3 separate regions of the Homo sapiens genome follow, and all the other regions are linked to region 2. A link is a loop called in an ENCODE intact Hi-C map of the cell type or tissue named here. Cell type or tissue: Calu3. All regions are shown on one strand. Region 1 overlaps LOC107985824 (a long non-coding RNA gene). Region 2 has its middle 190 kb from the start of LINC01911. Region 3 has its middle 100 kb from the start of LINC01911.

Region 1 (8,000 bases), 100 kb after region 2:
CATTTGGATAGGAAATGCCTGTCCTCACCTAGGTCCGTGGGGGTGGAGCCCTAGCCAGGGACCACACCCTCCTCTACCCAGCATTTCCCTTCCCCAGCTCTGTATCATTTAAAGGGACCATGCTCTTCCCTTCCAAGCACTTCTCTTCTGTATCAGTACCCTCACAGATGACTGCAGCCTCGACCTCCCAGGACAAAGTGATCCTCTAACCTCAGTCTCCCAAGTACCTGGGACCATAGGCACACGCTATGATGCCTGGCTAATTAAAAAAAATAAAAATGTAGAAATGAGGTCTCCTTATGTTGCCCAGGCTGGTTTTGAACTCCTGGGTTCAAGCAATTATCCCACCTTGGCCTCCCAATGTGCTGGGATTATGGGCATGAACCACTGCACCCAGCCTACCTGGTGAATCTTGATTCTTTTTTCAAGACTCAAAATTAGCTCCTCAGTGAAGATTATCCTTTAAACTCAGAGTTAAGAGATACCTCTTGTGTATTGCACAGCACTGTGTACTCTGCAGCTTCCATTATGATTCCTATGTGTTATGCTAAACTATGATGTCTTTGAGGGAGGGTCATAGCTGGGTATCTTATACGATAATTGATACAGTCCCTAGCATAAGGGTAAATACTTTGTAAATGCTTTTTGAATAGTCATTTTTAAAGAAATTGACATGGAAAGATCTAAACATTTATTATCATGTAGTTTTAAAAGAAGCTAAATATGTTATTTTGGTTAATTCTTTACTCAATTGCTATCATTGTTTTCAATATTACAATGATGGTGCAGGAAAGCAGACAACGTGTTTCTTTCTAAAGCTGTTTTATAAATAGACTAAAAGTATTAGATATTTACTAGTACTTTTTACACTGGTTGAAATGACCCAATTTTTTTCATCTTTCCTCAAAATACATATATTTTCACTATTCAAATAATATTTGTAGATACAAATTAATTTCTATATTGTAAATAAAGTGTTTTAAATCATAGAATGCTATGCAGAGATGAGACAGTAATAGGAATACTTCAAATATAATTTTCATTCTTTACATAATTTTTAAATATGAGTTCTGCGTGGTAAATTTTATAAACATGATATCATATTTGGCTTCCATATACCAGTTTTTAAAAGGCTTGCTGCCAAAAAAAGAAAAACAACTGAATATCATTAGAAGGTTATCAGAAATAGGAAAGAGTAACAAAAAAACACGATCCTCTGAATAAAGATATACAAAGATGGAGAAGACATATATGGTCCATGATGGATTTTAATAAATTCTAGGAAAGAGGTATGAATGGTTCAGTGAGAAATTCAAAGAACTTGGAGTCAGGAAAACGTATCCTCTGGGTCTCACTTCAAACAAGCATCGAATAAGACACCAAAAACATAAAAGCACCAGGACCAAAGGAATAGTAATTTTCACATCAAGTGTTTTTTAATTAGATATTTCTTTTTCAGATTATACCATATACCCCCCCCTTTTTTTTTTTTTTGCTAAAATACAGTTACTTTGCAACAAACTTACTCTGAATGAGTTTTCAAATAGTCTTTCAAGTGTGTTAAATTATAATTACAGTTTGTATGGCCTGCCCAGTCATTCTTGCATGTAATTTGCTCATGTACTCTGGGAGTAGGAAATGATTGAGGGTATGAAATACTAACAGGCCTTATTATGAGAGGGGAGCATTTATGTTTGGATTTCTTAAAACTGCAGTGTGGAAGTCCTCTATTGTTTATTTATTCTTATGTTTAGCATTTCAATTTTGCCACTAACTTTAGGAAACTCATGTATGTGTTAGTCATCAACCAGCAAGAATAATTGTCAATTTGTAAGTCTTAATTCTATTTCTATCATAAATGATATGCTTTTGTAGCCTGAATTGTGAACTTAAACTCTAACATAGTTGCAGTGTGAAGAGCTTATTTCTGTTTTATAGTGTCATGAGGTTGTTAGGAAGATTGAGGAAGATACGGCATGTGAAAGTGCTTTGCAATTTTTAGGAAATGATCCAAATGTAAAATATTAATTTTATTTATTAGAGTACCTAGTGTGTGTTGGGCACTGATAAACCTTATAGTCAGCATGATTTAAATTGACACTAGGAATTTCCAAATGGCATTATAGGTTTTTTATTTTAACCATTCAACCCTGATTACACACTTTAGGAATGGAAAATCTGTTTTTATTCACTGATGGAAATTTATTAATTTAGTGAAGGAAAAGCAATTTAAATCCATATTTTATTATTTTCTGTTACCCAATTGAGGTATTAGTCTCTCTTTGGTCTTTAGCCACAGTGTATTTTCAATGTTATGTTTCATCTAGCTCATGTGGATTGTGGAAATAAGTAATAATAATAAAATTTTGTATTGATAAATAGATTATGAGTCATTTTACTATCAATAGTGAATGTGTATACTTTATTTTTATGGCCTGGCTCCATGTCATTACACAGAGATTCACACAAATACATTTCTCTGTTGGTAACTTTCTTTGTTACTGTCTTTTTGTTGTTGTTTGTTTGTTTGTTTTTGCTACTACCTCCCTTTGTTATCACCTTTCTTTGTTAGTCCTTCCTTTGGCAAGTTCTGGATAATTATGTGATAGTGTCAATATGCCACATGTTAGAGAGAGTTGATTGAGTACTTTCTAACCAAAAGATAGTGTACCATTCATGGTTCTACTTGCCTGGTTTCCAAAATGGATTTATTCTCTGATTCCAGTAGCCAAAACTATCTTCAACCATGTACTGCGATTTTTATATCTAAAGAAACAGCACAATAGAAAGCAGTGAGGAATTTGGTTAATCTGAGTTCTCTCTCGTGCATGTTCTATCCCTTCCTCTCTCTCTTTTCAAATGCCAGTCAGTTAGAAATTGTCTTTTCACACAACCCCAAATAGCCTCACTCCAGTGCAATATTTGCCGATAGAGGCAACTACATAGACCGAGAGGAGGGAAATTGTTTGTGTAAGTGCTTTTGTTCCCAGGAATCTCTGATATTAAAAGAGAAATTTTTTCCATGTGAATTTTTATAGACGTGAATTTGAGGGGCAGGTCCTAATTAAAGCAGGTCCTACTGGAGTTGATGGTTTTGCAACCCTGGTACTGTCCTTTTGGCTCAGACAATGCTCCCAGGACCAATGCCTGGGAGCTGAGCCCTTTCAGCTCACAGTGATGCTGACTGCTTTCAAGTCGGCCTGTGTCTCCCCCTTCTGGCTCTGGACTGGGTGGTCATTTCACAGTCTTTGCCCAGAGTCACCTTGTCAACTCTGTAAATAACTTCCTTGATTACTTACAAATCTTTAAGCCAGGATTTGTGTTCTGTCTATGTCACATAGGAACTGGGGGCAGCTGGGAAGAGCCACACTTCAGGAGCTTCCTGGTCTCATTGTGCTGTCCAGCACATAATGATGTATCTGTGCTCAGGTTGTTATAGAACAGCCCGACTTCCCAGAGGAAGAAGGGAGAACTGGATGGAGTAAGAGCCTCCACTGTCCTTGATATTAACCTTACTTATGTAACTCATCTCCTTTGCTCTAGACCAAAGCCTGAAATGGGGAATATTAACATAAGAGCACAATCCTTTTGAGCTCCTTTTCAAGCTCTTGATTTCCTTTTCTTGATTGGAGACTGTGGCTTTTTATTTTTCCCATCCTTCATTATTATGCCTTTCTTCTTCCTGACTCCATCAAAACCTTAATGACAGAAAGAAATAACTTCTATTATTTCAGGTGAACTCTATCAACTTATTTCTCCAAGCTAAATTGTTAAATTGCTGAAGGGTTGGAGAGCTTGCAGTAGGAATTTAAAAACAAAACAGAACAAAACAAAAACATGAAATGACACTCAAGACAACCAGTAGAGCTTGAAGGTATATTTATTTGGGGGTGTGGAGGGTAAACCAGCAGGGGTCTCATATTCAAAAAAGCAAAAGAGAAAATAAAAATAATCTTAAAATTAATTTTGAAGGTATTGTTTTTATCCCCTGCTGGAATGTTATATGAAAATATCATAATAGCGAAGTTTTTTATAGTGGCTGCTCATAAAAAATGCTCAGAAAGTATTTATTTTGTGAATGAATGATATGTAATACATATTAAAATGTTAACATCACTATTAATTTTTAGATTTATTACACTGTGTTAAGAGAACATGAACTGTATTATTCCTCTTTTTAAAATATTTGGATGTCTTCTTTATGCTTAAGTATAAGAAAATACTTATGATTATTCCATGATGCTAGCAAAAAGACACATTCTCTGTTAAGTCTCTCATCATTCAACCTTATTAATTATATTATTTCTTTTTTTCTTTTTTCTGTTATTTATCTCTTTCTGCCTGTTTGGGTGAAGATTGAAATATATTAGACTCCCATTATTACAGTATTTTTTCTACTGCTTTTAATTCTTCCTCTGCTTTTCTTTTTCCTTCTTTCTTCTCCTCTTTCTTTTCCTTCTTTCCCCCTTTTTTCCTTTTTATTTCCTCTATCTTCCTTGTTCTTCTCTTTGTTTTCCTTTTTATTCTATTTACCCCTTTTATCATTATTATTTTGTATGCTATCACAGTCTGTTCTGTGGTATTTGGTACATGGTATTTGATTTTGATTATAAACTTTATTAACAAAACAATCATATTTATATATTATTTGTTCTAATTGAATTGTAATTTTACAGGGTAACATTTTTTCCTTTTTATTGCATGTGCATTATATATATTATATATATATATTTGACTTCTTGAAATAATGTGAACTATTTACTTCTAGATGTATCACATGTAGATAGACTTTAGTTGCATTTTTAAAAGTCAATGTGAATCTTTGTCTTTTATTGAGGGAAATGAACGCACTTATAATTACCATCCATATCAGACACATATTTTATTTGTTTTCTTGGCTTATTCTTTCTTTTTTTAATGACAAATAAAAAACTGTATATATTTATGGTGTACATTATGTTTTCATATATGTAAACATTGTGGAATGGCTAAATCAAGCTAATCAACATATGCATTACCTCATTTATTATTGTGGTAAGAATATTTAAAATCTAATCTCTTGGCAATTTTTGATTATACAATATATTGTTATTAGCTATAGCCACTGCAATGTACAATAGATCTATTGGATGTATTTCTCTTGTATAGCTGAAATTTTGTATTCTTTGACAGACATCTCGCTAATCCCCCAATCCCCGGCCTTTATCCTCTAGTGCCCTTCATTTTCTTCTCTGTTTCTATGAATTTCACTATTTTAGATTGAATAGATGAGATTATGTGGCATTTGCCTTTCCATTTCTAGTTCATGTCGCTTAACCTAAGTTGCATTGTTTATATACCTCCTTTAGCATTTCTTATAGTACAGGACTTCTGTAATGAATTCTTTCAGGTTTTTTATATCTTAAAGTCCTTATTTCACATTAAAAAAAATTTCTGGGTATAGAATTCACCCAGACAGGTTTCAATTTTCTTTCTGTATTAAATGTGCTGCTCCAGGTCTTCTCACTCGCATTCTTTCTGATAAATAATCTGCATCACCTTTAACTTTGTTCTGCCATATAATGTGTATTTTCTTCCTCCAACTGCTTTTAAGATGTTCTTTTTATTACCATTTTAGAGCAATGTGATTATTACATACATAGGTGTGGTATTTTCATGTATCTTATCTGTGGATTTTTGAGCTTTTTGGATTTGTGGGTTTATAATTTGTATCAAATTTAGAAATATGAGGACTGTTTTTTCAAACATTTTTTTCTGTCACCTTTGTTTCTTATCTTTGTTAAAGACTTGGATTACAGATCTATGAAGCCATCTAAACTTGTCATACAGCTCACTGATGCTCTGCTAATTTTTTTAAAAATTAATTTTTCTCTGTGTTTTGGATAGTTTGTTTTTGTCTTCTTTACATTAACTAGCTTTTCCTTCTGCAATATCATAATAGTTTCATCTACTGTATTTTTGATTCTTCATACTGTATTGTAGTTTTCATCTCTAAAAGTTCCTTTTTGGCATATATATACATCTTCTAGGTCTCTACTTAACTTTTTTGAACAAATGGAATGTGGTTATAACTTTAAAAATATCCTTGTTTGCTAATTTGAACACCTGTGTCATTTCTGGTTTATTCTCGATTGATTTTTGTTTTTCATTATAAGCTGTATTTTCTTGCTTGCTTTCATGACAAAATCTTTTGTTTGGGTAGTAGACATGTGAATTTCACCTTGTTGGGTAGCTCATATTTTTGTATTCCTGTAAATGTTCTTGAGCTCTGTTCTTAAGCACAGTTAAATTACCTAAAAAGATTTTAATCTTCTTAGATCTTGCTTTTAATCTTTTTTAGGTAGGACCAGAGCAATGTTATCCTAGGGCTAATCCTCACCTCTGAGACCTTTCTAAGTATACTATCAAATATCCTGTAAATCTGAACTTTTCCTGATTGACTGGTAAGAGACTGAATTCCTGGCCAGTTACTGTTTCCTCTAATTATTTCAGGTAGTTCATCTCCAGTCTGCTTTTTTTTTTTTTTTTCACTTGTTTATGCTGATCAGTGCCCAGTTCAGTACTTGAGAGGAACACATCACAGGATCCCAGAGTAGTCTCCATGTGTGGAGTTCCCTTTTTCAGTACTTTTATCTTGTGACCTTGACCTGCTTTGGTTTCCTGGGACTCTCAGTTCTGTCTCCCCATTGTAGGGAATCTGCTGGGCTCTGCTTAGGTTCCCCCTTGTTGGGCTGTAGTCTGAGAACTTTCTTAGGACACTAAGCTGAGTGATGGTAGTACTCATCTTTCCCTGAGAGCGCCCCATCTTTCAGAGATCACTCCCCTTCATTCCTAATGTAATGGGGCTTGCAAACCATTGTGTATGTACTGTTTGGCTTTTTATTATTGTTGTAATTTCACGTGAAAATGTAAATTGGGTTCCTTTTGCTTCATCTTAGCCAGAAGCCTCCTTCATTTTTCTTATTTTTTGTTTAAATTTGGGCTTTATATTGTCTTTGCATTTTGTAAAATTAAATTTGATTGCATATAGTTCTGTTACAATTTTATGTATGCTTCTGCTTGATTTTAGTGTTTGAAATTCTATTTTAAATATTAGTTTCCCTTTTCATTTACTTAGATTTTAAAATTAATTTTATATTTCAGTTTTCCTATGTTCTGCTGTTCAGTTACTTCTTTATCAATATACTTGTATATTGGCTTCACTAGTTGCGTCATATAATCTGTACATTCTCAAAAATTTTCAAGACCACAATTCAGTTTTGAAATTAGTCTATTCAAGACTTCTAATATTTATAACACATCATTTCTGTGTGGGGGCAAATGGTGAAGTTTACTTTTTTTTTTTTGGTTTACCTCTATTTTCCAAATTTTTTTTCACTGAATTTACACTTTTATTACATAAAAGTTTATTTTGCAGGAAAAATGCTTTTCTGTTCTGTCTGGATTATTCATTTTTAAAGAAGACCTTATTGCTATGCTGCTGTATTTCTGTTTACTTCTCCTTGTCCTTGAAAGGCGAGAGATTTATTGAAGCCAAATATACCCTCCCTTCAAATGAGAGGTGTGCAATGTTCTTGGAACCTCCCACTCCCCTTCTATGGGGTATTCTAAAACAAAAATCTTCCTTTTTTATGTTAAACTGGAGGGCTTTTTGGTATAAATTTGTGTTATCATTAAAAAATCAAAAAGCCTTGGATCCACAAGAGAGGAGCAAGGTCCTGTTGGAGGAACTTTATTCCTTCATCCCACAATGTGTGTGTGGAGATACCTTTTCTCCTAGGGATCAGGTTTCTAAATCCAGTCGTCTTGCTCTCACCTCAGTTTGCTTGCATGAACAGCTCTTTTGATACTGTGGCCCAACAGCCTCAGTGCAACCTCTACCGCACCAGGGAGAAGTCCCCTGGCACTGCCATCTTTCCACTTAGTACACATATATTTTTAAATGCTTCAGTAAACATCTTTATCTTTCCCTTTGTATTGATTCCCAGGAGCATTATTAC
Region 2 (8,000 bases):
GAGAATCTTTTTTTCTTACTGAACTTGACTATATGTGCTACATGTGTGGGTGCAGAATGTATTGCTAGAATGACCTTGTGTTTTTCCTCATCAGTCTGGAGTTTGGTATCCATCCCCCTACCCCCAATCTGCTTCTCTAGAAAGCCTTTCTATATAATTTCCTATTATATCAATGCAAATTTTCCCATTCTAAGTTCAGCTGATTCTCACAGATCTAGCTCTGAAGAAATAAAACTTCATATTTCTTATAAAACAGTATTTTCTGTCATATTTATTATTCTTTGCTCTCCCTAGAATAAAATATGGAAAACTGAGAATGTCTCTAATAGGCAAATGCAAATCTATAAAACAAGACTATGAGCTTAAAAAAATGCCACTTTTGTTTATAATTCCTGTCAGCTGAATCAACCTGTAAATTTTATCTAAATGGCAACCAGTAGGAAACAGAATAAGGTAGCCAATATCCTGTGAATACAAGCAAAGTAAATCATATTGTTCATTTTGTCACATTTTCTTCAGTGTGCTGCTTAGTGTGGTAGAATTATTTTGGAAATCATTTTCTTCAGTGTGCTGCTTAGTGTGGTAGAATTCTTTTGGAAATTTTGAGGATGATAAAATAAGTATCATAATATCCATTTCCAGCATGGTCAGAGTGAATTCCAATTGATAGGCTCAATTTTCATCTGCATGTTGTAAACTAGGTTCCTGAACACTAACAAGTTCTCTCCATTCCCTTCTAAACTTACTTCCCATCAAAACCCAAACAGTGTTAATTTGCTATTTTGAACTTTTGTTTGTTCTTTTCTTAGGTGCCTACCTGTGTATTACAACCCTGCACCTAAGAAATACCCTGATTTGGTTGATTTTGTTGATTTGTCTCTGAACACACCTGAGTGGGTTATTTCTTTCTTCTCCTCTTCCAACTGCAGCTCTCCCTTCCTGCCTTTGAGACCTGGATGAACTGTATGTCAAATGAGAGACTCATGAAGATCTTAGATGATTGTTGTCTATCCATCCTACTAAAAAAAACTTAAAATACATTTTTCTGCAGTTATATTAGCATTCATAAAAACAATATCTTGTTTTCACATGTATGTACATGCTTATGTTCAAATAGTGTTTGATGCTACCTTACATTCATTTTTCTCTTTGGGTAATCACAGTATCCCCATATATTCTGAAGAACAATGTGATTCCTATAATTCTACAAACTTAAATGTTGTGATTTGCCTAGTCATCTCTCAGTCCACATGTTGGGAGAGTAAGAGAAGAATAAAAATATCTTAAGCTGCTTCATCCTTAATATTTTCATTTTTCTCATAGTAAGGTGATGATTTAAGCAAATAGTTGGCTTCTTAATGGAAGAGATTCTGGTTAGGCATGACCTCTGATACCAAATATCCTTCTCCCTTCTGTCAATGGGTAGGGCTGGTAGAGAGAGCGAGGTCTCAGGGCCATGAGATACACCAAGTTCATTGGATATTTTTCAGCAACTTTGCCCAGGGTGGCCCTTGCCCTACACAGTCTAATCTTCTTTCCCTTGGGGCACAACTTGAATCAAAATTCCTTACATGTTGAAGACTCCAAGAAGTTATGTGAACACTTAATCTTTTTATAGATCAAAACGTGTGAAGTTTTTATTTGCATACTTCTAAAACCCAGAAATTATTTCCTGGTTTATGGCAATTTTATATTAGATAGGTGGCCCTAGCTTGATATATTAAGTATGTTAAATTGATTTTCCTAAGGTCCTCAATGCAAGTAAGAAAATCTAGAAGAGCTACAGAAGCTTCCTATGGAACTATAAAACCATTGTGATGATTCATCAACAGAAAATGTGGGCAAAAGTTCAGACAGATTATGTTGTAGGAATCTTGAATCCCAGGCCTTGGGAAGGACCCCAAGATGTATTCGTTGATTTTGATGACTGATTTAGAAATAGGGCTAAAGGATTTTTGAAGAAATGTCAGAATGGCAGTGGTGAATGAGACCACTGGACTTGTTTGAAGAAAATTATTAAACAGGCCCAGAAGCTGTGCTAAGAAAGAAAGTCATTAATTAGATATACAGAGAAAGAAACAGTGCAAAGCCCTTTATCAGCAGTAACAGCGTGAAGAATTAAGAGGATGCATATAGGAAACTCCTGTTTGAATGAAAAGGCAACATGGGGAACTTAAATGATTAACAAATTAAGGAGGTGATGAAAAATCCCACAAACATTTAGCATTAAGAAAACCTTCTAAGAGAGGCAAGGTACTAAGGAAAATTATGTTAGTAGACAGACGAGAAGGTATTCAACCACATGCTGTGTCTGGCCAGCACTTTCAACTAGAATGATTCCAATCCAAATTATGTAATGATTATGTATTTATGTAGCAATTGGACCTAATTTGAACTTTACAAAAATCAGTAGAATCAGACAAAAGATGAGCTGCTAAGCTCAGGTCAGTATGAAGATGAAGACAAGATATTGAACACAGTATTACTACTCTGGAATGAGGAAGAGCTAAGCATTTGTATTATTTGAGGAGCACATTGAACTCTATTCACCACGAGGAGACCAGATAGCATATCCAATAATGCAGCCCAATACAACATGTTCTTTTAGTAACTGAGAGGAGTTTAATTTATCCAGTGCCCGGGTAAACTATATTTTTAACTATTTGATCTAGTCTTTAAGTTATAGTCACAATTTTCTGATGCACTACAAAGATACTTCTCTGCACCCAAAAGTGGTCTGGGATGGCAAGGATTTCAAAGACCTTGCTCAGCAGGCAGCAGTAGATCTAGGATGGGGGACTATGCCAAGGATGGGCAAATGTGACTTTCTGTGTTCAATTTTAAGTTCCTGTAGACAGAGGCAGCCATGAAGGATTCACAGTCACTTCCTGGGGCAGAAAGTTGTGCCATGTAAGTGGAATGAACTTTCTTAATTTCAGATAACTTTGTTTACCCATGCTGCGATAACATAATGTTAGGTACTTCCTTGCTAACCCTGTTATCAGGGTTGCTCGTTAGAGCAGTTATTTGTTGTTTGTTCATTCATTCAAGAAATATGCTTGGAGTACTTTGACCCATTCAAGTTAATCCACGTTAATAAATTATTTCCCTAGAATGTGTCTGGTTACCACAAATATAAACTGTTTGGGGCATAGATAAACTTATAATTTTTTTTATATTCCCCCACTTTCCCAAATCAGTTCCTGACTTGTAGCAAGCAATTAATGCCTACCTAATTAATTTAGTTTAATGGAAATAACATTCAGAAGATGTATGGCTTTCAACTGGATAAATGCAGGTATTGGAATGACTCATTTCTACAATAACTTGTCAAAGACTAGGATTCTGAATAAGTGAGACCAGGGATATGAAAGATTTAATTCCAAAGGAAGGAACAGAGAGACATCAACAGTTGCTACATCAATATTATGCTTGCAAGAAATGGTTTATTTTGAGAAGCAGAGCTTGGCTACAAAGGGAAGCTCAGAAGTCTTTCTTGGGTGTTCTTAAAACAATAATCCAGGGAAGAAGCTAAAGCTGACTAATAAAGAACTCAGTTAAGTGTCAGGTTTCAGGAACCTGAGTTCACTCTCAGGGCAATTGTAAAACTTTGACAACCTTCCTAGGTTGGCTCTTTCAGTACACTGCCCATGTTTAATTACATGTGGCAAATTTTACCCAAATACAGTTGTATGTTTCCCAGATGACCTGGGATCTCTGAGTACTTTACAGTTAGGTTAGAGAAGTAGTAGTGCTATGTCAGGCTCAGAGAAGTTGGGATGGTGGTAAAAATTGTTAGAAAAGCAGAATTGACTGACTTTGCTGAGGGCCAGCCCTGCCTTTGTGCATCTGAGCCTGGTATTTAGAAACAACGTGAGCACTTCATTTGTGATATCATCTCTCAGAGGTGTGTGTTCTCCGCTACACGACTTGAGTTCCTGCCAATAAGGAGATAAGGTCCTTGCTACTGTTATGACATATTTGTAGTACTCGGATGAAATTGAAGGCTTTGAAACAGGGAATCCCCACGTCAACCTGCCACCTTCTACAACATTTCTTTATCTTTTTGTATGAATTTGACATTAGTTATAGAAAGCAGCTCTTGCTCGTGTTTCTGGATGAAGGAACCATAGAAAAGGAAGCTTTCCTCAGTTGCTTTAGTGTGCAGCCTTCTTATTTATCAAGACACAGTTATCCATTTGCCTCTTCAGTATGTGAATTACCTCACTCCTCCCTGAAACTCCCAAAGAACCTTTTCACTATAATCTGCATCTGTTAGCAGCTCTTCTTAGAGAAATGTTGGCATGGGTTTTCCCCTCTTAAAGGATAAACTCTTTCACCTCCAACAGATATTTGCTAGGCATCAACAATTGATTATTATTTTTTCTTACTTATGTAATGTTCTGATCCATGACACAGGACGTTTTCTTCACAATCCCCTTTTTAGAATTTAACTTTTTTAGTATTTAAATTTTAAAATGCATTCAACTAGATGTAATCAGGTTAAAATTAAAGATCTAGGGCTAACCCAAAGAAAAAATATTATAAGCTTTTAAAAGGTCATCCAAAAAGATGTGCAGTGAAGACAAACCATTTAGTCTTGGTGTTGGCAAGGAAGTATATGGATTGATTCTTGCACAATTTCAAATTTTATGAATAGGCTTTATAGCTTGTATTCTAAAACTGTTTGTCTGGAATTTGGAAAGTGTTCTTTCCTAGAGACAGTGTATTGACTGGGCATTAGGGTGTCAGGCTAACCAACAAAAGCTTACTCAATTCGTGAAGTAGAACTGCAGTGTGTGCTGTCAGACCACCTGGGAATAGGAGTCAAGCAGCCTTGAGAGTTAAATGGGAGAATGGGTTTTCCGGTTTCCTAGAGATGGCCTTAAGCAAAAATGTAAAATCTGTGAGATTGGCAGCTGGGTATCCTTCTGCAACTCTCCCTGCTTTCTCTTCCTTCACTCCGTGACTCTCCCCACGCCAACACACATTATCCTTCCCTAAGGCATTCATCCCCAGGCACGTCATCCACCGTGCTATTTTTAAGGATCTATGCTCTTTCATCCCTCAATTTTCAATTTTCTCAGAACATTTGCTAAGAACAAATCAATCAGAACCAAATAAATCTCACTATGGTGTAGAAAACCAACAATTTCTTCATAACTACTTTTTTTACTAAAAAGGGGACTTGTTGACCCAAGTGTATAAGTTTAGGTAAATGATGCAATGATGGCAGCTGGAGGTGTTGGTATGTGGAAGTGTGCACAGCACCAGAGAAGCAGGTCAACTTCCAATTCCCACCATATAGCTTGTGGAGCCTCACATCCTGAACTTTCTGAATTTACGCTGCAGATTCGTATGCTTCAGCACTTGGCTCTGGCTCCAACAGCTCCAGAAAACATGTCATTAATTTTCAAAGCATTTTGTTTTAAAGTAATTAACATTACCTACTGAAACAAACAATGCTAAAATCTCAGTGGAAGTACAAGATACAAGTTTATTTCTGTTCACACAAGGTCCTGTGAAAGTTGGGCAGCTCTTCTCCAACAGGGGAAACAGTTTGCACTGTCATCTCAGAGTCCTCCAATTCCAGCTGTTAAAGAAATACCACAGAAGAGGGACAGACTGGACATGTGACATAGCACTTATCAGCCTATTTTACAGAGGCCAGAGCTCCGTTACAGGTCTGAACCAACTGCAAGGACATCCAGACGTGTAGAGGAGCACATGAATAGCGTGAATATTAATACTTTCTGCCCCACTGTTACTACTGGGCATTTGTTCCTGGGCTAAGCTCTTCATCTTTTTAATGTTTTTTTCCCCACCTGAAACCAGAACTTATTTGAAGTTCCAAAGTTTCTTCTCTTCAGCCCCAATTCAGTGGCATCTATGATGTGTGTGTGTGTGTGTGTGTGTGTGTGTGTGTGTGTGTGTGTGTGTTTACATGCATGCACTTTAACCTGGTTAATGTGTGATGTAATTTATGGCAGTGAAATGACAAGGAAGGAAGGTGGAAGAGACTAGTGGGGTATTTTGAAAGTGGAAATGAGCAATACAGGTAGAAGCAGGAAAAGCCTGGCGGGGTTGTGTGTCTTAGTTCATAAGTCAGGGCTTCTCTCTAGTCCTCATCTGTCTGTTTTAATAGCAGCTTGTTAAAATCACTTATTTTTTTCTCGCTAGATACTTCTTCATCTGATTGTTCAAATACAAATAGTAAGACTAAAAGTTCAGAGTTCAAGATGATTATCTCCAACCCTTTAAATTTTAGGGTGACTATACTGACCAACCCCAAATATTCAGACAACTGTTCACACAGCACAAGATATGTACATCCTTAAGAATTATGAAGAAGGAAGCCACTCCACTTAACTTCCCTTATGTGCTGGTGTAGACTTCCTGGAAGTTTCTATGAATGTCATTTACTTGAGAAATGGAAAGTGAATAGTATCTGATACATTAATGGGTTTACACAGTAGGTTCTGAGTTTAGTTTTACAAATCAGGAAACACTAAGATTTCTGCTTGGAATCTTTAGGATTTCATGACTGCCCTGCTGGGTTTCAGACTTACATGGGGCCTTTTAGCCTCTTAGTTTTGGCCAATTTCTCCCTTTTGGAATGGGAGCATTTACCCAATGCCTGTATCCCCATTGTATCTTTGAAGTAACTAACTTGTTTTTGATTTGATAGTCTGATAGACGGAAGGGATTTGCCTTGTCTCATTTAAGACCATACTTGGATTTTTGAGTTAATGCTGGAAGGAGTTAAGGCTTTGGGAGGCTGTTGGGAAGGCATGATTGTGTTCTGAAATGTGAGATGGACATGAGATTTGAGAGGGGCCAGGGGCAGAATAATATAGTTTGGCTCTGTGTCCCCACTCAAATCTCATGTCAAACTGTAATCCCCAGGTGTTGGAGGAAGCGCTTGGTGGGAGGTGTTTGAATCAAGGGGGCAGACTTCCCCCTTGCTGTTCTCATGATAGTGAGTTGAGTTCTCATGAGATCTGGTTGTTTAAAAGCACATAGCACTTCCCCCTTTTCTCTCTCTCCTGCTGCCATGTGAAGATGCACTTGGTTTCCCTTTGCCTTTCTGCCATGATTGTAAGTTTCCTGAGGCTTCCCAGCCATGCTTCCTGTACAGCCTGCAGCCTGCAGAACTGTGAGCCAATTGAACCTCATTTCTTCATGAATTACCCAGTCTCTGGTAGTCTCAAGTATGCTAATACACTGAGCATTCCTCTAAACTATTTATTATGTCTTCAGTGTGGATTTATGTAGCCCCAATGTTCTTTGAATGTTGAGGCTGCAATTCCTCAAATTGTTTTAAAACTTCTAGATTCACTTTTAAAGCTTGAACATGCTATGCCTTTTGTTTATTTTATCTTCTTTTTCATTGCAATTGTGTTTATTTTTGGGTTTCCAACGATATTTTCCATATAAGCAAAAACAGCTGCATGGTACAAAGAAAATGAAGACAGCAGAGCTGATATTAGAACACAGCAATTGGCCTGGCTTGGGAAAGGAGAGAAAACTACATGTGCATGGGGAAACATTAGCATGGCTTTTTTTTTTTCTGTAGATAATAGGAAAATCTCTCAGCTTCTAGACAAGTCTTAATCAGAGATGTATTAACACTCAGCTTATAAAGTATATGTAACAAGACTTCACTGCCAACATTACATAGACATACTAAACCTGGAAAGATAGAATTTTTATTATGCATTGCAGGTATGCTTCAGTTTAGAATTTTTAGGATACATTCATTTACTTTATTTCACTTGTTCTTTACAACAGTTCATTAGCAGGGAGGGCATGAATTTTTATGCCCATTTAATATTTAAAGCAAATAAAACCAGTGGGCTTAGGCATCTTGCTGGCATCACACTCTCCTTAAATGGTTGAATCAGAAATGGAATCCACTTCTTCTGACACTTAGTCTAATTTTCCTTGTTTTGTAACAGCCTGGAGTTTCCTTCTCACCAAGCTAATAACTCACTACCAGG
Region 3 (8,000 bases), 300 kb after region 2:
TCAAAAAATGTGATGAAGACCTTCAGGGTATGTTATTATCTGTTATCTTCCCTGTTGGAGATTTGCCTCAGTGATCTTCAAAGGCTCTTTTCTTTCTCCCTCTCTCTCTTTTTTTCTTTGAGATGGAGTCTTGCTCTGTCGCCAGGCTGGAGTGCAGTGGCGCGATCTTGGCTCACTGCAACCTTCGCCTCCTAGGCTCAAGTGATTCTCCTGCCTCAGCCTCCCGAGTAGCTGGGACTACAGGCGCGTGCCACCATACCCAGCTAATGTTTGTATTTTTAGTAGAGTCAAGGTTTCGCCATGTTGGCCAGGATGGTCTTCATCTCTTGACCTCATGATCCGCCTGCCTTGGCCTCCCCAAGTGCTGGGATTACAAGCTTGAGCCACCACGCCTGGTCATTCAAGGCCTCTTAAAGCTAAAAAATTGACATTTAGACTTTTACTGCTGAAGAGGAATAGCCTTGAATGCAACATTTAGAACAATTAGGTGGATGTATAGCTAAGTAAATAACTTTACTTAAAATATATTCACTAAATAGATGGGAAGTTACAGCATTCTATAAAATCAGATTATATGTTGAGCTATGTCATGTTCTATATTTTTCTCAATGACTTGAATGAATGAATTCATAGAAGGCAAGCTTATCAAATTATCAGGTGACACAAAGCTGGGAGAAAAAGTTAATATATGCACTGTCGAAGTTAAAATTTGAACAGATTTGATGTAAAAAAAACTAACAAGATATGAGTTAAGAGGATTTTTTTAATTTTAAAGATGATGCTTAATGGAGAATTTTCTTTAAAAAAAAAAAAGAACAAGAACTTGTATTCCTTGAAAAGTTGTGAATTGCAGACTCAAGATTCAAACTAACTTGACAGCCTAGAATTCTGGGTAGAATTGAACAAGATGATTAACAGTAATCCGTGCTATTCAGCCTGAAATAAAACCAGCTTTGATAGTACATCTCCTCCTTGAAATGTGTTCTTCACTTGCCTTCAGGAAATAGCACTCTCCTGATTTTCCTCCTGCTCTACAGACCATTTCTCAACCTCTGTTACTAGTTAGTTCACCCTCATCTCCTGTACCTCTGAAAATTGGAGAGCCTCAGTTTCTGTACCTCCGTTTTCATCTCCACTCCTTCCTTTTGTGAGTGAGTTCTGATTCATAGCATTGGTTCCTTTATGTATGGGAACTTCTCCATTTTTAAGTCTCAAGCCTACACCTGTCTCTGAACTCTGGGTTAATATATTCAGCAGCCTACTGGGATATGAATTCTCCACTTGAATTTCCACTAGATTTCTCATACTTAACCTGACTGAATTCCTAAATTTCTCTTCAAAACTTAACTAACTTTAGTTTTCTCACCTTAGTTAATGGTACTTCCATTCTTCCTGCAGTTCAGGACAAAAAAAATTGGAGTCATCCTTGATTCCTCACGTTTTCTAACACCTCAAATCTAATTAGTCAGAAAATTACCTGAAGATTTCTGATTCCTAGGTTTTCAACATCCCCAATACTGGCACTCTGATCAGCTCTACCCTCATCTCTCACCTGGATATTGCAGTAGCCTCGCAACTGTTTTCCTGTGTCCACCCTTGCAGCATTCAATGTACTTTGAATGCTATAGTTCAATAATCTATCTTACATTTAAATAGATATTACTTCTCAGCCCACAATCTTCTAATGGTGTACCTTCTCACTCAGGATGTACTCCTATCGTCTCTTTACAATATTCTTCAAGTCGCTACTACTGCATTCCATTTCTGACCTAATGTAATTTCTGCTGCCACAGTGACCCCTTCTATTCCAGGCCTGTTCCAGACCTGATCTTGCCTCAGCCATCTGCATGTTGCCTATAATGCTTTTCTCTGAGATCTCTTTGTGGCTCACTCCTTTATATCCTTCAATTTTTTATTCGGATATGACTCTCTAAGTGAAACGGTCTCAATTCCTTTATTTAAAATTTCTATTCCACCTAATGAAAACTTGCTTCCATACTTAACTTTTCTCCATGACATATATTACCCTCTGAACTAAAATATAATTTATATATTTTATTATCTTTATTTCCCCTGACATAAATTCCATAATGACAAGGACTTCTTCCTGTTTTGTTCACTGTTCTGTCCCTCACTCTGAGAATAGTGTTGGCATATAGTAGGTGTGCAGTAATTATTTCTGAATAAAAGCATCGTTATGGGAACAAATTAAAGGATGAGTAAATAAAGGTACTGTGAAACGGATGTAGAGTATAACATAACCAGGTAAAATGTTCATAATTGTGAGGCCTCTAAAAAAGAAAAACATCCAAGTTTATAGGAATGGGGTCCAGAAAAAGAAATATAAAAACCCTCTGTTTCCTGCACCAGCACAAACTTTTCATTTTGCATTCACGCCTTTGAAGAGGACACTTGAAAAACATCTGTGTATCAAGAAGATTCTGAAGAGAATGTTTAAAAGTTTTCAAAAATAATTTAGAGATCATAGATATAATAGAGTAGGAAATTGGAAAAGTTGAATTAAATTAATATACTTCACATGTTTGAGGTGTTAAAAATGAATTAATCTTATAATGAGTAGATTCAGAAAGAATAGTAACAATAGGTGAAAAATGCTGATGCAGGTTCAACATTTGAAAAGTTGTCTTCAATATTCTATACAATTAATATTTTTAACTGTATGGTCTATAATAGTAGGAAGCTTCCTTTTCCAGGGAGAGCTGAAGTAGAAGGCAGATGGTTAACTGTGTAGAAAATTATCAAATGAGATGTGCATTGGATGGGAGGTGAGGCTTGTACATCCCACTTGAAGTCTTACGTTGCATATTTGTTTTCTATTAATAGGCATATATCTATGTACAAATAAGGCTAAATGAACAGCCATATGTCTAAGTATATATATCTATATATGAGATTAGATTTATGTGTATCTACATATATATGCATGTATATGCCAGTTTTATTGATATGGACATTAAATGGACCCTGGAGACCACCTCATTGCATACAAAACTCATCTTGTAATATCAACCTTTGCCTAAGCTCAGAGTTCAGCTACTACAACCTGTTCTCTTGCCTTATTTTCTCTTTTGTAGGGAAATAAAATTTCATCCACAAAAGTCTTTGGATAATAAGCATAACTTTGGGCTTTTAAGATCAAATCTAGGTATGCTGTTAAATATTTTTACCAGACATTACTTACTGCTAAACCTAAGTTTTAAATTTTCTCGAGTATAAATCATTTTCTACAGAATATACAATTATAATTACAGTTCTATTTTACAGGACATATTTCTATTGTATAAGTTCTTAAACTTTTCCAAATTCGTGCAATTTTCTGGAAATGACAAAGCATCAAGTGTGAAGTTTACTTGTTGAAACATGGGGTTATCTTTTGTTTACTGAACTAGGTCAAAGGGAAAGTGATAACAAAAAGTCAATGAGCTGGCAAGGTGAGTAAAATTCTCTATTGTCTCAGAGAGCAGATGTTACATTTATTTTCTCCGCAAAACATGTAAGAATGTTAGGTGAGAATTTTCAGTTGTACTTTAGAAAAGATTCCCTTATGATTGAACTGCTTGCAAAAGTTGATGACATGGTTGTCAAAGAATCACCTAGTTTATTGGGTTTAAACATTCAAGTGGGTCAATGTTTACAAGAATAACAATTTTAAAATGACTTCATACCAGTGCTTCTTAAATGTTAAAACGCATGAGAATTACCTGAGGAGCAACATAAAAATGAAGATTACTGGGGCTGACCTGTAGATATTCTGATTTTGTAGGTCAGAGTAAGGCACAGAGGTATGCTTATTTAATGAGCGTGAACCTCTAATGTCTCTCTACTACTACAGTATAGGTCGTCCATGGATCACGCTTTGCCTAACACTTATAAACCTTCATGTAGATCCATATTTTTAAATCAAAGGTATCTTTTGTATGCCTGATTCATACTATATAGTTATAGAAAGAGTATTAGTCCTTTGGTGTTAAGGCTGAGACTTTTATTTTATTTATTTTTTTCCTACAGAATGTGTTTATTCTAACAAATCATTTCTTGTCTTCCAAAATGTATACGGAAAAAAATAGCAAAACAATCTTTCCTAGCGGTGGTCGGCTCACTTTACAGATAACATTTTTGGGGAGATAGCACCCTCATGTGGTAATATGATGCTACAAATATTCTGCTGTTATATTGTATGTGTTGAGCAACCACAAGCTAATAGTTGCTGGTAACTTGTACCACCAACCCGTTGCATCATATTTCTAAAGAGCTTTTAGAGCAACTTTATTAAACCTAAAGAAGACATTCATGTGCAAAAATTAATACATTCCCACTGTATATTTTCATATTCCAATAACTGTGGCTTCCTTTATTGAGTCAAGAAACCTATATCAATGTTTCTGTTAAGTTATAATAAATGACTACACCAAATTAAGCTTCTGGGGACACAGAGCTCATCAGCACACAAACACAGCATTCTATTATTAGTCTAGTGGTTTTCCTGGACCGTGGGAATAATTTCATTATGCTCCAAAGTCATAAATATCAAGAATATTCTGAGATTTAGGGAAATTTTGAATAAACACTAAGTGATTCAGAACAACAATAAAAATAATTTTTCCCATAAATGAAACTGCCCTGAACTTGAGCATGAAGTCCTATGAATGAAAAACATTTCTGTAGAAGGCAGATATCCTGCTCACTTTACTGCTGTTTGGGGAATACCAGACCTTCTAAAAAACAGAAGCAATAACTCCAGCTGAAAGAATAACAGTAACCCTACTAGACAAAAGAATGTTGGAGTTAAATATGCACTCTTGATTAAAATGTACAATAATGTAAGGGAATAATTGTGAATGCTTACAGTGAAATTGATAAATCATTTAAAATAAAATGCTATTTCAGTGTCATAATTGGCCATGACTGTTATATAAGGAGGGGAGTTCACTTAACATATACCTCCCTTCTCCCAGTGTATACAGAAGTTAATCTGATTACACAGTGACTTCTCAAAAATTGTATCCTTCTTGGAAAAGTGTTACTTTGCTGTGGTTTTAAAAGCATTTGCGTTTGTTTTTTTCTATTGGATATTTTCTTTCTTTGACAAATGTCACTTACCCCATAGTTAAAGGTTTTTTTTAATAGTTATAATATAGATTTGCTTTTTATTAATACCATTTCAATATAAGCAAGAGGCATGTGCTCATTATAAATAATATAGTAACAATTAAAGAGAGAAAAGTATGTCACCTGTTAGAACCTCTCCTTCCCACACGTCCTTGGGATAATGGACAAGTGTGTGTGTTTGGTGTGTTTGAATTCAGTATTTTCATTCATGCGAAGAATATCTTTACAAATAATTACAATGTATATAGAGAAAATATATATGAATATATATACACGTTTATACTTGTAATCATATTGTATATATATATTTATATCTTTTGACATTGTACCAGGAAAATTTTTCTGTTAATCAAATGTTCAAAACTCTAGTATATGAATATATATAACAGTTGCTGGTATCTTGTACCACCGACCCGTTGGATCAAATTTCTAAAAAGCTTATATATACTCTAAAGAGTATATATATACTCATGTATATATGTACTCATGTAAATGTATAATACAAATGAAACTCATAATAATATATACACCCTATTAATAGTATATATATATATGCTCATGTAAGGATCAACATTTCTTTGGCCATGTTTTTAAAAATTTGGAGGTGCTTTCAGTGTTTTAATAGTAATAAATAGCTTAATAGTATTTATCACATGAATTATAATATTGATTATCATTATATCATGATTATCATCATAATCAGTGCTATAAATAACAAATCAAGAAAATAAGAAAGCCTAAGAAAACTATAATAATGAAGATAGTCATACAGAAGATTCATGAAGAATTTGAATAAGATAAAAGTTTATTGAGGATTTGAATCCAACAATACAAATGATTGATATCACCATGTATGAGAAAAAAACATTGATAATGACTAAGAACAAGAAAATCTACAGTTGATGGTATAAACTGAGAATTCTTTAGCTACACAGCATGTAGTTGACCTAAGGCAAGGCAATGACATTTTCAAATATATGAGGCTCAGGAGTTATACAGTCCGGACATTCTTCTAAAATTTTTACTTGACATAACTCAGCCAAAAGCAAAAATAAATAAATAAATAAAATTATTGAATTAATCAGTTTAATATGTGAGTTTATTTTATTTATTTATTATCTTTCCATTCAGCTTGCATTTTCCTGATGGCCTAAAATTAGCATTCACAGAATTCTAAAATTAACTTATAATTTAATTTAAATAATTTTCTAAAAGTTTATTTTGTAAATATCAGAACACATAATAGAAAATGAAAGTTATATGACATAATGTACTAGAAGGAACACTAAATTTTAGCAACCAGAAGGCTCTAGCCTTAGTTTATAAGAAACTTAATTTATTCAAGTCTATAAATATTCCTAAATGCTGGTCTTTTAGACATGAACTGGTTTTTAAGATAACCTCTATTTTGCTGATTTTGCTGCTCTTTAAAATAGTTTCTTGATTACTTATTCATAACATGAGTTAATGTTATTAATCATATGTATCACTGAAGGATAATACTTCAAAGATGAATAAAGTAACACTTTTTAATATAGGCATTAGCATCTGCCTAGCTTATTACCTTTCTAATGAGAATGAGAACCAGTATATTACAAACAACAATATTATCAGTGTAGCCCAAGACTATCTGTGGACCTGTAGGAAGCCGGGATCCAGCCCCCTTATTCACCTTTCCATTGCCAATATCCCACCCAAATGCTTACTCCACTTGCTGTTTCGTAAACTATTGTGGAATTAATTAATCAATTGATTAGCTAGTTAGTTAAAAAGGAAACTTAAAAAACTTTTCTAATAGTGGAAAGGTCTTAGGATTTGCTAAAGGAAAGAAGATTTGTTGAGAAAAGCCAATTCTACTCATTAAAATTAATTATGTTAATATTATGAAACATTAACTTAGATATAAGCATATTTGAAAAATTAAAAATAATCAGATATAGCTACAATGTGGGTCTGTAGTTAGCAACTCAACTTTTTTCACAAAAAAAACAACAGTCTGGCTAGCTGTTCATCAATTTCCCTTTCTTCTCACATAAACAGGCTATAATATTCTATACCACACAGCACAATAGTTCATATTAGTATGGCTCTATATTTGCATTTGAATTTATTTATAAATTTCAAAGTTTTGAGTCATTGTGCATGCAGCTACTGAAAGAACAGCATTTAAACTATGATCTTAATCAATGGTATTTCTATGGCTCATGCTTTTACTTTCCATTTGGGATTTATATACACTGTAAGCAAGTAGAGGACAGTCACAGCATTTGCGAAACTTCTTCTTTAGCATCCTATAACATGCATATTATGTTTTTGTTCAATTTCTTTTTCCCTAGCTTTGAGCACTGAATCTAAGAGTCAGACTGTTTACTGTATTCATGAAAATTTGGAGAAAAGTAATGGGTTTTGTAAGTTATAGCAATTCTATTATATTTGGTTTTTAAAATCTGAATCTAAGTCTTCCTTTATATTACTGATAACTAAAGAAAGGGGACCCTTAATTGAATTTGTGCACAATATCTGTTTTCTACTTTCTCTGATTCACTAGCTTTTTGACTTGGACAACACTTTCCGCTCCCCGCCCACCCCCCCACAGTTTCATGACCTGTGAAAGAAGAGAATTAAATATATACCCTCAAATGTCTGTTTTGTCTCTAAAATACAAATCTGAAAAAAAGTTAAATTAAAACATAAGAAAATGCCATTTTCTAGGTCAAATTGTTGAGTATTGACATTTTATTTGATTTGATCTGGTAATTGAATATTTTGTAGGCCTAAAAATATTTGTCTTTGTTTCATGAGGTGGCATTGCTAGTAGACACCTTTGAGATTATGCCCTCTTTTTCTTTCTTTGTTAGCCTGGAATTCTG

Evidence for each region. Hi-C counts contacts between places; a loop is a spot of excess contacts. Peaks named below come from ENCODE experiments on the same cell type or tissue, not always from the same donor. Only the 100,000 strongest peaks of a DNase experiment are listed, where the experiment ranks them.
Region 1: it touches region 2 in a loop (5-fold over the local background); 10 of 110 quality-filtered maps call a loop at or near these places.
Region 3: it touches region 2 in a loop (4-fold over the local background); 11 of 110 quality-filtered maps call a loop at or near these places.

What each region holds. Positions count from the first base shown.
Region 1 is chr2:146,922,709-146,930,708 of GRCh38, reverse strand. The region is part of intron 2 of LOC107985824 (a long non-coding RNA gene); the gene reads left to right. Among named protein-coding and RNA genes, the nearest start is that of LINC01911, 89 kb to the right of the region's middle. In Calu3, a CTCF peak has its summit at 3,210 (motif pointing left); a DNase peak (open chromatin) is centred at 3,198.
Region 2 is chr2:147,027,085-147,035,084 of GRCh38, reverse strand. No RefSeq gene overlaps it. Among named protein-coding and RNA genes, the nearest start is that of LINC01911, 190 kb to the right of the region's middle. In Calu3, no CTCF peak of the experiment used is centred here; DNase peaks (open chromatin) are centred at 2,884, 3,594 and 3,874.
Region 3 is chr2:146,730,415-146,738,414 of GRCh38, reverse strand. No RefSeq gene overlaps it. Among named protein-coding and RNA genes, the nearest start is that of LINC01911, 100 kb to the left of the region's middle. In Calu3, a CTCF peak has its summit at 4,140 (motif pointing left); no DNase peak of the experiment used is centred here.